Regions from separate parts of the Homo sapiens genome. Here region 1 is linked to region 2. A link is a loop called in an ENCODE intact Hi-C map of the cell type or tissue named here. Cell type or tissue: ascending aorta. All regions are shown on one strand. Each heading gives the region's core, and the rest is flanking DNA. Links, peaks and the distances in the headings are about the cores only.

What was found. A loop is a pair of places that touch in the nucleus more often than their neighbours do. Peaks named below come from ENCODE experiments on the same cell type or tissue, not always from the same donor. Only the 100,000 strongest peaks of a DNase experiment are listed, where the experiment ranks them.
Region 1: a loop joins it to region 2, with 2.4 times the contacts of the local background. A loop is called at or near these places in 4 of 110 quality-filtered maps.

What each region holds. Positions count from the first base shown.
Region 1 is chr9:88,912,671-88,918,546 of GRCh38, reverse strand. All of the region lies in intron 3 of LOC124902205 (a long non-coding RNA gene), which reads right to left. Among named protein-coding and RNA genes, the nearest start is that of S1PR3, 76 kb to the left of the region's middle. In ascending aorta, for the core only: no CTCF peak of the experiment used is centred there; a DNase peak (open chromatin) is centred at 2,806.
Region 2 is chr9:88,978,523-88,984,398 of GRCh38, reverse strand. No RefSeq gene overlaps it. Among named protein-coding and RNA genes, the nearest start is that of S1PR3, 10 kb to the left of the region's middle. In ascending aorta, for the core only: no CTCF peak of the experiment used is centred there; a DNase peak (open chromatin) is centred at 3,458; H3K27ac peaks cover 971 bases.

The DNA.
Region 1 (5,876 bases), core at 604-5,603, 66 kb after region 2:
CAGGAGGGAGATATATACCCTGCAAAGCCACAGGGCAGAGCTTCCTAAGACCATGGGAACACACCTCTTGCATCAACATGACCTGGATGTGAGACATGGAGTCAAAGGAAATTATTTTGGAGCTCTAAGATTTGACTGCACCACTGGATTTTTGGGTGGGTGTCTCCCTCTCTCTGTGCAGTCCTGGCTTCTTCCTCTAGATGAATCTTCTCTTCATTGTCTCTCTGCAGGGTGTCTCCACCAGGGAGCTGTGCTTTATACAGCATGGTTCAGGGACCCCCAAAAGCACATGGCTTGGGCTGCCAGGTCTTCCTAGGGTTTATTCTGGAAGTAGCACTACATTATTTCTGCCACCTTCCATTGAAAACAGGTCCCAAGCCCAGCCCAGATTCAAAGAGAGGGGATCACCCAAAGGCTCGGATCCTGAGAGGGGTGGCCATTGGGGACATGAGGCTACTCCTACTCATATCTTCACTTCCATCTTTGTACCCCATTGGAGTCAACACAGAGCAGGGTGAGCGTTGTTCATGAAGGAGGGAGGGGTGAGTGACCCATAACCAATCTAGTATTGTGTGTGTGTCAGTCCCAGCCTCTGCCTCCCAATGTACTGGGTTTCAAAGGCTTGTTTCCAAGTTTGTTGTTTGGAGCTTGGGTCCCATCTCATTGAAGACATAATTGTCCCTGTGGTTGCTTTCCTAGGCTGGCCACACAGATGGTTACTGGGAGAACTGTACTACCATTCCCACATCTGATGTGAGGTGGGAAAAAAAGTTTGTGGGTGGGTCTGGAAGCTGACTGCCTCTTTTCAGCATTGATCGTATGGGAAGATGGTTCTGGGTTTGTCTGTGTAGGAGCACCTGCGGCTCACCTTCTGGAGTGGTGGGCCCCAAGCTCTGTGGCCTCCCCTGCCTCCACAGCCCTGTTCCTTGCTGTGTCATGGGCCTGGTGGCAGCAGGCTTGGGCTGGAAGTGTGCCTCTGCCACTCATTCCCTGGGCAACCTTTGATCCCTGCGTTCTGTGTCTACACAGAGGGGAAAGAACAAGAAAACACACAGTAAGTGCCAGCTCCTGTATGCTTCCACCCTCAGCCTCCTTCTCACCACATCAGGCTCTAGGCTCCTGGGGCAAAGACTTGGGTGCCCTTGGGGTCTCCACTGTGCCAAGTTTCTGTTTGTTGAAATACCTCGAGATTGAGTTTAAAATTTGGCATTACTTTGAACTTTAATTGACCAGTGGAGTCAGTTTGAATGTCCAAGGCTTTTTCTCCAGATGCTCAATGATTTTAGGGCTTTCTTTAAGGCAACCTTGTCCAACTTGCTTTATTTTGTTGTTGTTCTGTTCTGTTTTGTTTTAGGCTTTTAGCAGTATGAAGCCATGGTTTTTAGTTTCTGTCTCTAGTGATAAGTGGAAAAGAGGGACGAGGAAGGGGCTTTACCAGCCCAATCAGAAACAGAAACTAAGAACCCATGACTGTGTTCTCTCCCTTGGACACCCTGGCAGGGAGTGGAAATTATTGAACACTAAGGTAAGCTACAGCTTTTTATATTAAAATCACTTATACATATGCAAAAAAGCAATAACATGTACACTATTATACACACTCCCACAGCAGAGCTTATGTGGAGATATGATGTGTTTTTGTATCTACATTTTGTTACTTTTCTATAAGGAATATGTATTAATCTATTATGTCATTTTATTTTAGATAAATGGAGATCACTATAGCCTTGAGACTAAATTTTACTTGCAGAAGAATGCGGAGAACCTCTTCCAAACAGCTTTAGGAAAAGGGAGAGCTCCTCCCTCCTTCCATTATCCACCAGCCTGTGCACCTGGGAGGAACTTTACCACCTGCAAGGTGACACCTCCCCACCCGTCTACTCTGGAAATTACAATATCTACATTATCAATCCTAAATGATTGTTGTGTGTCTCAGAAGAGATCTTATATACCAAAGTATAAGCTATCTTGGGTAAGCAAAAGAGCAAGAAGTAGATTATCCCCTGCAAAATGGGGAGATGCAGGCCTTCAGAGTAAAGCAAAACTGCCTTCCAGAGAACAAGGGAAGGGTTTGGGTTTCATAGCAAAAAAGGGTTCCACCCAGGTTCCCAGTCGGATCTGTTTATGCAAGTGAAGGATTGAAACTTGCTTAGTTCTGATTGGTGGATTGCAGCTGAGTTTGATTGGTGAATTGCAGGTAAGTTCTGATCGGTTGGTTCAGATGAGTCCTGAAAGTCCCAAAGGGGAACTGCAGTGTGGGTTTTGGGGAAATTCAGAGTACCTCTAATCAGGAAATGGCTACTATTTTAAATCTAGGCCTATTAGCCACTCCAGATCCACCACAAAGGACTCCTCAGGTTCACATTTGTTTACACAGCCTAACCTGAAAAAAACAATCTGGAGTGACAGAAGCTACCTTATTATCTGCCAGCTGACCTACTCCTTGCAGAGAAATCATATTGCACAGATGGCCTCAGAGTCCACCCACCTCTAACATTTGCCAGGTTCACCAGTGAAGTTCAAAAAGAAAGTATGATTATCCCCAATTTAATGAGGAAACCGGTCTGCCCAGAAAACACATCTCATGCCTCCCAGCTCTGTCGGTGTCTCAGCTTGGAAGTAAATACTATAGCAAACTGTTTAACACTATCAAAAATATCCTCCTCTGATAAAAGCTAGTTCAGCTGCTCTTCTGCAGTGAAAAGAGCCCAGGTTCTTTGCCAGGGCCCAAGGGTGCTGAGTCCAGGGGCATTTGCCTGAGACCTGAGCTCTGTGGAATTCAGAGCCCACACCAGGGTGAGCCCAGAATGCGTCCCCTGGGCAGGTTGCCAGGTGGAATCTCTAAGCTCCCACACATGTAGCAGCCAAAAACAGTGTCAGTCCCGGACCCCCAACTCCATGACCAGTTTCCAAGGCTACAGTGATTTATCTCCCATAATAAACCTGAAATACTAGGAATTAGTCCATAGCCAGACTGGTTAAAAGTTGTTTTAAAATAGCTAAAATCAGATTAGAAAAATCTAGTTCTCTTTCCTTGGAAAACATTCCAATCGGATGGAGAGCCCAATAGAGTAATTACAGAAGTCAGAGTACCACGTGGTGCCTTGAATCTTGAGAAAATGAGAAAGTGAGGCAATAGGTCCCAGGCCTCCTTTATTTCTACCTGGGAAGCTACAAAATTGTTTAAAATGTGAGAAATCTCTGAGACCCCATTGGAACAAAAATAACTCTACGTCCCATAAATAATTGAAACCAGATATTTACTTTTCTAGAGCAGGTGGGAGGAAATAGATGTAGAGAAGTCAGCAAAAGAAAGAAAAGGTTCTTTTTGGAAAGTGGACAAATAGGAGATGAATGTCCTGAATCATTTTATTGCTGGTAATAATGCCTTGGGTTTATAGGGTGGCTTTCTTCTGCAGATCTAAAGACATTTTTTATACCTACTATTTTGCTTCTGTTCATGGCAACCTGAAAAACAAGACACGGTTGTAAAATAAACATCAGATGTGGAAATCCTGCTGAAGAAAAAGACAAAAAGGCCGGAGAACCCTCACAGAGCTGCATGCCCACAGGAAAAGGAGCACCCTCTCCTCACTCACTCCACAGTGCGCAGAGGGCAGAAGTTGAGGAGGCAAATATCTCAGCTGCAGCTCCTAGTTTCTACAGAGGCTCAAACCCCTCACCAGACCAAGCCGCTTTCTGTTTCCATCAGAGGAAGCCAGAGAGCAGGGGTAACAGGTATAGGGGTACTTTTTATTTCTAAACATCTTTTTTTATTTCTTTTTATTAATAGGCTTTATTTTTTAGAGCAGTTTTAGGTTCACAGCAAAATTGAGAGGAAGGCACAAAGAGTTCTCATATACTCCCCACCCCCTCAACCATATGCACAGCCTCCCCCACTATCAACATCCCACTCCAGAGTGGCCCTTTTGTTACAGGTGATGAACATGCAAACATCACTATTAACCCAAGGCCATAGATGACATTAGGGTTCACTCTTGGCGCTGTATAGTCCATGGGTTTGGACAAATGTACAATGACGTGAATCTACCATTACAGTATCATACAGAGTAGTTTCACTGCCCTTAAAATCCTCAGTGCTCCATCTACTTATCCCTCTCTCCCTTCCCCCATTCCTTAGCAACCACTGCCTTTTTACTGTCTCCCTAGTTTCACATTTTCCAGAATGTCCTATAGTTTGAATCACACAGCATGGAGTCATCATTTTACCTATGGATGCACAATTGTTGCAGTATCATTTAATGAAAAGGCTATTATTTCTCCATCAAGTTGCCTTTGAAACTTGGTCAAAAATTAGATGTTCATATAGTGTGGCTTTATTTGTGGACTTTCTACTACACTCCATTAATTGTTTTGCCTGTATTTTCACCAAAACAACACTATCTTGATTACTGTAGGCTTTTCATAGATCTAGTAATAAGATAATATTCATTCTCCAAATTTGTTTTTATTTTTTTAAGTTGTTTTGACTATTGTAGGCACTTTGAATTTCTGTATGAATTTTGTAAATTCTAGATTTAGTTATCAAATTTTTTTAAAAGCCTACTGGAATTTCTATTTGGATTGCACTGATCCTATAGATCAATTTGTGGAGAACTGACATCTTAACAATATTGAGTCTTCCAACTTATGAACATAGTATATTTTTTCCTCCATTTAGATCTTTACTTGTTATCAACACCATTTTACGGTTTTCAGTACACAGATGTTTTACTCCTTTGAAGCAGACTAATTCCTAGGTATCTTATTTTTATGCTAAAGTAAATGTTATTTAATTTTCAATTTCTAATAGTTTGTTGTGAGTACATAGACATACTATTGATTTCTGTATATTAATCTTCTATACTGGAAACTTGCTAACCTCACCTGTTAGTTGTATTAGCTTTCTTTGTAGATTCCATTTCATTTCTACAAAGATGATCATGTCATATGCAAATAAAAGGTTCTACTTTTTCCTTTCCAATATAAATGCCTTTAATTTCCTTCTTTTGCCTGATTGTACTTGTGAGAACCTCCTCCAGGTTGAATAGAAATGTGTTTTTTCTAATCTTCAGGAGGAAAGCATTTTGTCATTTACCACTGAGTATGATGTCATCTGTGGGTTTTTGGTAGATGCCCTTCTGGTCCTTGTTTGATGAGAGCTTTTATGTCAAGTATATGTTGAATATTATCAAATACATGTTTGTGTCTATTAAGGAGATGATACAAGTTTTTCTTTTTTAGTTTCTTAATAGGATGAATTATAGTGATTAAGATCTTAAAGTTAAGCCAACCTTACACACTTGTGGTAAACCCCACTTGGTCACAATATCTACTGCTTTTGATATACTGTCAGCTAGAATACAAAAATTTTGTTTAGATTTTTTTGCATTTATGTTCATGAGAGATATTAGTCTCCACTTTTTTTGTCTAATAAATTTGTCAGGATCCGGGGTCTGAGTAATGCTGGCCTCAGAAAGTGTTGGAAAGGATATCCTCCTTTTTAATTTTCTGGAAGAATTTTTGTAGACTCAGAACTCATTCTCTCTTTAATGTTTCGTAGAACATACTAGTGAAGCTACCTGGGAATGGAGGTTGTGTGTGTGAGAAGATTTTTAATTACAAATTCAATTTATTTAATTTAGAGTTATTCAGATCATCAATTTCTTCTTCAGTAAGCATTTGTAGTTTGTGGTTTTTCAAAGGCTTTGTACATTTCATTGATGTTGACAAATTAATTCACATAGAACTGTTCATAATATTATCTTATTTTCCTACCATTATCTTTTGATTCTGATGCCACTTTGCTTTTCTGATTTTGGTGATTTATGATTTATTTTCTGATCAATCTTGCTAAATGTCTATCAATTTTATTG
Region 2 (5,876 bases), core at 610-5,609:
TGGGCACTGTTCAGAGAGCTCTATACACAGAGACAAACTTACTCCTCATAGCAACCCTGTGAGACCAATACCAATATCATCCCATTGTTCGATGAGAAAACCAAGGTACAGAGAAACTTTGTACATTTGCTCAGAGTCACATGGCTGGTAGGTGGCAGAGCTCTGAATTGACCCTGGATACTGTAAAGATGGCTGGGGTGCCTTGTCCAGGTGAAGTTTGTTGATGCATTTTAACCCTTTGGAGGTTGCAACTCCTGAAAGACACTGGGCTGACTTTTTTTGTGGATGACCACCACCCAGGGTGCCTGCAGAGAGCCAGGGGGTCTGGCTGGAGCCCAAGGACAGAGTGGGGAGGACAGATGCCATCACAGACCCTCAGTCTTGCCACTCCCCACATCTACTCTCAAATCTGGAGTACCATGGGCTGGTTTGGGTGAGACTGGATGGAGCCCACCCAGATTCCTTTTGGACAGCCCCAGCTGCAGACCTTGAGGACAGCCATTACAGGCTGGATGCTGCCGTGGGAAGAGCAGTGTGGGGGTGGGGAGAGGGGAGAGGGCTTGCTTCTTGTCTTGCTTTCACCATAACTCTTGGTTAATAAAGAAACTATTTAACCTTTGGGTTTGTCCTTATCTGAAAATGGTACACTCTAGCGATCAGTACAATGTTAAATATTGGGGCATTTAAAAGAATAGTAGGATTCTACAACTTTACACAATATACACATGAGTGAAAAGTTTTTTTTCCATATTAGTTGAATTGAAACCATGCAAAACCTTACCTCTTAATTAAAAAAAAAAACTAAATCTGAGGTTTAAGAGAGAACATGTCTCCATAATCTAAGCTCTCACCTCAAGAAACTAGAAAAAGCTAGCAAAATGGATGTCAAGCAAGCAGGGAAGGACACAAGAAAGATAAAAGCAGAAATTAAATTAAAACAGAAAAAAATCAACGAAACAAAAGGTACATCTTTGAAAAGATCAATAAATTGGCACATTCTAGCAAGACTGACAAAAAAAGAGAGAGAGAGAAGGCAGAGATTACCAATATAAGGAGTGAACAGAGGCTATCGCTACACACCCCACAGACATCAGAAGGATACTAAAGGAATACAGTAAACAATTCAACACACATACATTTTATGACGTAGATGAAATGAACCAATTCATTGAAAAGCACAGCTACCACAGTTCTCGCAATATGAAATAAGCAATTTGAATAGCCCTATTAACTATTAAGAAAATAGAATTTATAAACTCTCATAAAAGAAACTCAAGGCCCAAATTGTGTCACTAAAAAAGGCTACCAAACATATAAAAAATTTCATAACCATTCTACACAATCTCATCCAGAAAACAGAATAAGTAGAGATGCTTCCTAACTCATTTTATGAGGTAAGTAGGATACTTACTCCAAAACCAAAGACAGTACCAAAACATGATACAGACCAGTATTCCTCAAAAATATAGACACAAACATTCTTAAGAAAATACAGCAAATATAATTCTACAATATACAAAAATAATTATGTACTATGATCAAGTTGGGTTTATTCCAAAGATAAAAGGCTGGGTTAAAATTTTAAAAATCAAGCCCTATAGTCTACAATACTAATAGGCTTAATGAGAAAAATTATGTGATTATATCAATTTATACAAAAAAATTTGACAAAATTCAAGGCCCATTTATGATAAAACTCTCAGGAAATTAGAAATAGAAAGGACCTTCCTCAATGTGATAAACAGCATCTGCAAAAAGCAACAGCTATCATCATAGTTAATGGTGAAAGACTGAATGCATTCCTTTGAGATCTGGGAAAAAAACAAGATGTCCCCTCTCTCTACTTCTATTCAACATAGCACTGGAAGTTCTAGCCAGCACAATAAGAAAATAAAAGAAAATGAAGGCATGTAGATCTAAAAGAAAGATACAAAGTGTCCCTATTGCAGATGACATGATAATCTGCATGAAAAATCTCAAGGCATCTACAAAAACAAAACAAAATAACACAAGGCAAAACAAACAAGCACATGAATAAAAACCTCCTAGAACTAATAAGCAAAGTTGCAAGATATAAGACCAACCCAATGGTATTTTTATATACTCACAATGAACATATGGAAACTGAAATTAAAAATACAATATCTCATACAATCAGTAACACAAAATAAAATTATCAGGTGTAAATCCAACAAAACACTTACAGGATTTGTATGCTGAAAAAGACAAAGCTGAAAAGAAAAATCAAAAATAAAAATAAAGACAGACATACCATGTTCATGGATTGGAATACTCAACATAATAAAGGTGTCAATTCTTCCAAATTGGTAAACAGGCTTATCACGATTACTATCACAATTTCAGTAAGATTTTTTGTGAACATAAATAAGATTATTCTAAAATCTATATAGGAAAGCAAAGGAACTAGAATGGCTAAAACAATTCTGAAGATAAAAAATATAATCAGACCTATCAGTTTATCAGACTCCGATACTTAATACGTAGGTACATTACTCAAGACTCTGTGCTACTGGTAGAGGGAGAGACACATTTATCAATAGAACAGAATAGAGAGCCCAGAAATAGCCCCACACAGGTGTGGTCAACAGATTTTTGACAGAGGTGCAAAGCAGTCCAATGAAAGAATGATAGTCTTGTCAACAAATAGTGCTGGGTCAGTTGGATATCCAAAAGCAAAAAAATGTACCTTGACCTAAACCTTACGCTTAATACAAAAGCTAACTCAAAGTGGATCACAGATTAAAATGTAAAGGGTTTATACCCCCTTTACATTTAAATGAAGCTTTTATATTTAAATGAAATACCCCTTTACATTTAAATAAAACTTTTACAAGATAACATAAGAGAATATCTTCGGGACCTACGGCTTGGTGAAAAGTAATTTAAAATGATAGCAAGGTGTGATCTATAAAAGAAAAACATCAACAAAGAGGACCTCATTAAAATGAAACCTAGCCCTGCAAAAGACACCATGAAGAGGGTGGAAAGACAAGCTATAGACTGGAAGAAAACATTTGAAAACTGCAGATCTGACAAAAGGGCTCGTAACTAGAATTTGTAAAGAATATATTAAAAACTTGACAGTAAGAAAATCAAACAATTCAAATAGAATATGGGCTAAAGATATAAAGAAGACACATGGATAAAGGCACATGACCAGCCATTAGGGAAATGCAAATAAGGTCATGATGAAATTTCACTACAGATCTATGAGAACAGCTAGAACAAAAGATACTGCCAATGCCAAATGTTTGTAATGATGTGGAGAAACTGGATCACTCTAGCAGGAATGTAACATGGTACAGCCACTTTGGAAAAGAATTGGGCAGTTTATTAAAAAATTAAACATACAATACCAAACAACCCAGCAACTGCTCTCCTGGGCATGCATCCCAGTGGAATTAAAAATAAATTCATCCCTGTGGAATTCTATGGAATGTCGACAGAAAACCTGCACATGATTGACCATAGCAGCTTTACTTGTAATAGTCAAAACCTGGAAACAGCCAAAATATGCTCATTAGGTGATTCACTAAATGGATGGTGGCCATCTACCAAGGAGTTTTACTCAGCAATAAAAAGAATCCACTGTTGATACATACAACAACTTGATTGAATCTCAAGACTATTATGCTGAGTGAAAAAACCCAAAATCTGTGTGATTTTTGTGGCAGGCCAGGTCTCACTGACAACTGTTTCAGTACTGATTGAATGGTTAAGTTAAATATTAGAAACCAATGCCCTTATACAAAGGCTGGGATGTAACAAAAGCCCATTAGGAGTTTGGCCTAGGCTTTTCCTGGGCCTTAAAGCATGACAAAATAATGAAGGAATTCTTAGCAGGGCCCATTTAGGATTAAACAAGTTTTATTGTGGGTCTGAAGAAACTCCCCAGGCCTCCATAAACAAGTTTACTGGGGATCTGAAGGAACTCCTCAAACCTCCGTGATTTAGCAGGAGACAAAATAAGGGTAATCACCTCAGCACCTGGACCCATTTAGATTAAGTAAATTTACTGAGGCTCCAGAGGAAGGTCTTCAGGACTCAGACCTTAGTTACAGATTAAAATAAGTTAATCACTTAGCCTTTAGATGAATGCACACTTACACATAGATATATAGCTTAGAAGGTAATATAAGCTCTGAAAAACTTTGTAATTTTGACTTGGTCTGGTGATAATTTACAGGCCTTCTCCCTGTAACTGGTTATAGAAATAAAAACTCTCTTCCTCCCCAGTTCATCTGCATCTAGTTATTGGGCCACAAGAAATAGCAGCCCACCCCCACCCCCACCCCCCACCCTGCTCAGTTTGGTCCAGGAAAAATTTCACTTACATAATATACATGGAGATGGGAAACAGATTAGTGGTTGCCAGGGGCCAGGACTGAGGGGCTGGTGGCGAGAGAGAAATGGGTGTAAACATAAAGGAGACTAGGGAGATCTTTGGGCAATGAACTCGTTCTGTAACTTGATTGCAGTAATGGTGACATGAATCTATACATGTGATAAATGGCACAGAACTACACACATCACACACATACACACAACATGCTGTGCAATGTCAATTTCCTGGTATTGATATTACAATTATGTAAGGTGTAACCATTGGAGGAACTGGGTGAAGGGTACATGGAACTCTCTGTACTATCTTTACTTATACTTGCAAATTCCTGTGATTCTACAATTCTTTCTAAATAAAAAATTAAACATTTAAATAATTAAAAATCAGAAAACCCACTTTTGTGTCTGTGGGTGTGAAAAATTTAACAAGAGATGTCCCTCTGTTCTACTAGGCAACTTAAAGGGTAAATGTGTTCTAAAGACCATACCCAAGTATTGAAGAGTAGACCCCTCCATGAGAAGGAACTGGGTTATCTTCTCATTAGGCAAGTGGGGTGGCAGGAAACTGCACATAGAAATACCATGGACTTGGTTTGGAATCATGTTGCTGTTCCTGGAGCCTGCGGTCTCAATGAGGAATGGCTTTTTTCTAAACTATTCTCTTTCCAGACAATGCAAATACAGCACATAGAACTCCAAAACCTTGAGCCACAAATCCCAGGATCCCTTGGGTAAGCTGGAGGAAGGCTAGGGGCTGCAGGCTCTCTGTATCCAGAGAGACATGCTCAGGGCTGGTGGCCGGCTTGGCCATTTCCTGCTTCATGGAACTGAGCTTGGCACCAGCACTTCTTGCCATTTCTCAAGTGGCTCATTGCCCTTAACTCTGACTTTTAGATGACCACATGGCTCCCAGCTGTAGACTTTATTTTTCCTGAATTTATCCACTTATCTCCTCTTGGTTAGCCTGAGCATCTAAACTTAAAATCATAATGCTACAAAACTTTTTCTTCCTTTTTTCCCTTTTATTTATCCTTAAATGCCTATGTGCCCATTATAGTCATTGAAGCCCTGGTACATCCCGCAGTCCCCACAACTTTTATTGAATGGAATTAACTGTATTCCTTATGAATTACAGATGATTTTTTCTAGCACGGTGGCATCTATTTTCAGGTGATTATAGACGATTCTGAATTACCTTTGGGGCTTCAGACAACAGGTTAGGCCCTGCAGGTAGGCGTTTTTCTGGGTTTATCATTTACCTCTGCTTTTTATCTGGTTTTGCAAAATCCTAAAGCCACAACTAGGATCTTGCATCTGGGGGCTTTCCTAATTAGAGATTTCAGTCCTAAAGCAAAGATCAGAAGCTGTCTTAGACTTCTGGAGTTGAAGGACTCTGGTCATTTTGTTTCTTCCCTTTTTGTTTGGGACAGCAAGAGACAAGAAAGTCGTGGGGAAGGGAGGCGGGGATGGTGTTGATGGGCTTGTGTGCTGGGTTTATGAAAGACTGAGGGCAT